2 separate regions of the Homo sapiens genome follow, and region 2 is linked to region 1. Evidence: chromatin loops called from intact Hi-C (ENCODE). Cell type or tissue: dorsolateral prefrontal cortex. All regions are shown on one strand.

The links. Peaks named below come from ENCODE experiments on the same cell type or tissue, not always from the same donor. Only the 100,000 strongest peaks of a DNase experiment are listed, where the experiment ranks them.
Region 2: a loop joins it to region 1, with 2.3 times the contacts of the local background. A loop is called at or near these places in 3 of 110 quality-filtered maps.

Annotation. Positions count from the first base shown.
Region 1 is chr4:21,593,467-21,595,966 of GRCh38, forward strand. The region is part of intron 1 of KCNIP4 (potassium voltage-gated channel interacting protein 4); the gene reads right to left. All of the region lies in intron 2 of LOC105374516 (a long non-coding RNA gene), which reads left to right. Among named protein-coding and RNA genes, the nearest start is that of MIR7978, 130 kb to the left of the region's middle. In dorsolateral prefrontal cortex, no CTCF peak of the experiment used is centred here; no DNase peak of the experiment used is centred here; H3K27ac peaks cover 589 bases.
Region 2 is chr4:21,753,836-21,756,335 of GRCh38, forward strand. The region is part of intron 1 of KCNIP4 (potassium voltage-gated channel interacting protein 4); the gene reads right to left. Among named protein-coding and RNA genes, the nearest start is that of KCNIP4-IT1, 98 kb to the right of the region's middle. In dorsolateral prefrontal cortex, no CTCF peak of the experiment used is centred here; no DNase peak of the experiment used is centred here.

The DNA.
Region 1 (2,500 bases):
ATTCTGAGGTTGCCGTCTGTACCACATTTGCCACTGTGGTCCCCGGACCTGGCACAAACACGGCTCACCTCGTCCTCATAAAATGACTCATTACCTTCTCCAGCTGTTATCTATTAGCACTGCAGATTTTGCACCAATTTCCATGCCAAGTCATCTCTCCCACCCTCCTTATTGCCCCACAACCTACTGGAGCCAGCTGGTGAGAATTCCCACACCTTGTTTAAGAGGACATTTTCTTGACACATCAAGACAGATGCATGCCCTTAAGTGCACCTATACCAAGACCTGAAACAGGATAATTTGTCCAGTTCTCAGTCACAGATATTTTGAAAAATCTAGTTCCATAGCAGCATTAATGCCATGTCAACATTTGAGACAAATAGTGCAAGAATTGTCTGTTACTGAGTGAGCCATTACTCAGGCTGTTCTCATCTGAAGAATCTTTGCATTTAGTGTGTTCAAGCTAAAACAGGAATCATTTGTGTTCAAAATTACTTCTGAACACCTACCAGCCAACATAATTTGCTTACTTAGTATACCTTGGGGCCTGCATGTATGTAGGAAATGGAGCTAGGAAATGAGACTTGTGAACAAGCTGAAAGGGAAAAAAAACAGGTTACCTTGAAAGATACAATACCAAATTTCTTGTAATTTAAAATAACTCCTCAACAGCAACAATGTAAAGAAAGACAGTTGCTGTGTTCTGTGAAGGAAGCTGTGCTCTCAGATTTATATGTTCCAACTCATGGCATCCTGAGTTACACCATATGTTAGGATATTATTATAGAGTTTAGAGATATAGAAATAAACAATTCAATATTTTTGAAATGAGCTATTGGCCAAAAGTACAAAATCTTTTAATGAACAACAACAAAAGCAACCAACGACAAATAAGGGAGAATAGCATAATAGTTATGACCAAAGGTTTTGGGCTGGAAAAATACATCTGCTTAATTTCATAACACTTTTGAGCAATTCTTAACTTTTATGAGAACAATAATAATATGCAGGGCTGGTGGGTAGATGATATAAGATGTAAAATTCTCAGGGCAATACTTGGCTCTATAGTAAGTCTTTGGTAAATAGAAACCAGCATTAGAAATTATAATGGGGAGGAGGGATGAAGGTAGGAGGGAAGAGAGAGTAAAACATAGTCAATAATCAATCAATCAGAACAGAGCAGAATGGCTTAATTTGATCTCAGGAAGAAAAATGCTGCTCAGAGATAAAGATAATTTAAAAATTACATGCAACAAAAAATTGATGGAAGCGTCTACATGAAAATTTAAAACTTCTGCACATAAGAACAAACCACATTTCTTAATCCATGTGTTAAATGTGGCACAATGGAAGTATACTGTCTCAGGGTTTCCTTCAATTTGGAATATTAATATTTAGAATCAACATTTGGCACATTCCATTTGGAATATTATGTTGGTGCAAAAGTAACTGTGGTTTTGGTCATGAAAAGTAATGGCAAAAACCACAATTACTTTTTTTAAAAAAATTTATTATACTTTTTATACTTTAAGTTCTGGGATACGTGTGCAGAATGTGCAGGTTTGTTACATAGGTATACATGTGCCATGGTGATTTACTGCACCCATCAACCTGTCATCTAGGTTTTAAGTCCCACATACATTAGCTATTTGTCCTAATGCTATCCCTACCCTTGCACCCCAACCCTCTGACAGGCCCCAGTGTGTGATGTTCCCCTCCCTGTGTCCATGTGTTCTCACTGTTCAACTCCCACTAATGAGTGAGAACATGAGATGTTTGGTTTTCTGTTCCTGTGATAGTTTGCTGAGAATGATGGTTTCCAGCTCCGTCCATGTCCCTGCACAGGACATGAACTCATTCTTTTTTATGGCTAAATAGTATTCCACGGTATATATGTGCCACATTTTCTTTATCCAGTCTATCATTGATGGGCATTTGGGTGGGTTCCAAGTCTTTGCTACTATGAATAGTGCTACAGTAAACATGAGTATGCATGTGTCTTTATAGTAGAATGATTTATAATCCTTTGGGTATACACCCAGTAATGGGATTGCTGGGTCAAATAGTATTTCTGGTTCCAGATCCTTGAGGAATGCCACACTGTCTTCCACAACGCTTGAACTAATTTACACTCCTACCAACAGTGTAAGAGCATTCCTATTTCTCCTCTTCTTCTCCAGCATCCAGTTTCCTGACTTTTTAATGACAGCCCTTCTAATTGGCATGATACGGTATCTCACTATAGTTTATGCAAGCAATAAACATATGAAAAAAAAGCTCATCATCACTGGTCATTAGAGAATTGCAATTACTTTTGCACAAACCTAAATAGTACCATCTAGTCCCTGAAAAAATATTTATTGACAATCTACCGTGTGCTGACTTCTCTGTTCAGCCTCAATCCTATCCTAGGTAGTGGAAAACTGAGAATCCCCAGGAGCATGTGAGAAATTAAACAGAGCAGCTTCAGGGGCCACTTGAAATCTCCTGCTTTCCAGAG
Region 2 (2,500 bases), 160 kb after region 1:
ACATTCTGATGAGGTGGAGCAGGTGACTGCTACCGTGGAGATTCCTGTTCCACTCTCAGCTTCTTCTCTCCATCTACTGACCCCCTCCTCCTACTATCCCCACCAGGAAATAGACAGACTCCAAGAGCTACAGCTTAGTTGTACTGAGAACCTAACAGGCATTGTGCATGCTTGTGATGCACCAACGAATGAGACAGAAGTGTGCCCTCCTTAGGGAGCTCGAATTCTAGTGATTTAAAATAAGCCTGCAGTAAGGGCTCGCATCTCTCCACAGCAGCCATCTTACAAAGCATTGTACCTTCAATTTGGTTTTCTGTGTCGTTTTTTTCTTAATTCGCTCAATAAAATTTATTTCAGGTTTCTGCTCAACTGTCACTTTACAATGGAAAGTTCTCCTTCTAAAAAATATCCATCTCCAACTACCACCACTCCACACCCACCTCTCTCTACCTTGCTTTATTTGTCTATACAGCCCTTACCACTACCGGACCAAGCTTATTTATTTATTAGTTTTTCTGTGTGTTTTTCCTTGCTAGAATATAAAGTGTTTCAGGGCAGCCAACTTGGTTAATTCATTGCTGAGTATCTGGCTTATTATAGGAGATGAATACATATTTGTTGAATTAATTAATGCATAAATAACCATAAGCAATAGGTATGACCATTATTCCTGTTTTTCAAATGGGAAATTCACACTTAAGGAGGATAAGAAATTTGCCTAAAGTCACCCAATACATAAGCAGTGAAACTAGGGCTCAGACCAGGTCTTCTGGAGCAGAAAGCCTGGCCTCTTGATCATTACTCTAAATTGTCCCACTTCAAATAATCATTTCTTTAACATGTCTAATAGTAGAAGCTTCCCTAAACTGTCAACTCTAGGATGGGATGAAGACACTGAATAGAAGAAATGCCACTAAACAACATATAAAGATAAAAATACAAAACTACAAACGTAATTCTGAAAAACTTCAGAATAAAATTTAGGACAGTTTTATCTTGTGCAGAGTTAACATAAAAATATGTGCTTTTGGGCCGGGCACAGTGGCTCATATCTGTAATCCAGCATTTTTGGAGGCCGAGGTGGGCGGATCACCTGAGGTCAGGAGTTCAAGACCACCCTGGCCAACATGGAGAAACCCTGTCTCTACTAAAAATACAAAAATTAGCCAGGCATGGTCATGTGTGCCTGTAATCCCAGCTACTCGGGAGGCTGAGGCAGGAGAATTGCTTGCTTGAATCCCAGAGGCAGAGGTAGCAGATGGCGCCACTTCACTCCAGTGGAGACAGAGCAAGACACCGTCTCAAAAAGAAATAGAAAGAAAGAACATGGAAAGAATAAAAGCTTTAGAGTCGAGCATGGATAGGCTGTCTCTGCCAGTAGTTATTCATTCACCTTCTCAACCTCAACTTTCATATCTATAAGGTAGGGCTGAGGCCTACCCACCAAGGTGGTTGGCAGAAGGAAATTAGATAATAAATGTAACGTTTCTGGCAAAACTTTAAGTTAAATGAATGACTCATTTAGTTACTTACTCTAATAAGTCCTAAGCAAATGGACAAATAAAATTAGGTTTCAGTTATGCATCTATTAATGCCTAAAAACAGCAGCGCTGCACATCACAAAGGAACAGGCAGACTTACCCCCGGGGCAACTGAAACTGAAGGACAAGGGGCTAGTGACAGTCAGGAACAATGGTCCCTAATCCCAGGGAAGATGTATTAAATGTGTTTACTTGCTGTTGCTCATACCAATCAATTGATCAGGCTGTGGAAGGAGGTATAGTGGCACCCATACATTTATTTAGACATAACTAATGGACTTCCCAAGCATGGATAGAGAAGCCACTTAACTGGTCAAATATCTGGAAGAAAAAAAACCTGTAGTTAATCAAATATCTTTAATAAAAGTATTGGTAACATTCTGCCCATATTCATCAAACACTTGGTATTAATATTGTTTTCAAAAAAAAGTGACTGATGTTCTAGCTCAGATGTGGTCTTACATATTTAGTTTGTCACAATTTCTATAGTTGCTGATAGGGCAGTAATGATCTTTTCTTGTGTTATGGTTGTATTGATATAATAAATTGCATTTTCCCTTAGATTTTATTAGAAACTATAAATGGCTCTATCACCTCTGAAACAACATAAGTCACGCAACACATTTTTAATTTTATCAGCCCAACTCCTTTTTTAGAATCAGAATATTTGCTTGAAAACTGAAAAGTTTTAGTCTCCCTAAAGAAATATCAACTGATACTTTATAGCTAAAAACATGGATTTTTATTTCTCTTTTTCTTTCCCAATTCCTAAAGAAATGCAGATACATTTCTCCTTGTTCTATTTGGCCAGTTTAGATCTTTAGATGGTTTTAGTCTTCGTATGTTTGTTTACGTGCTGGTTTTAAAATAGTTGAAGTATTATAAGAAATATCTGTTGGCCGGGCACAGTGGCTTACGCCTGTAATCCCACCACTTTGGGAGGCTGAGGCGGGCAGGTC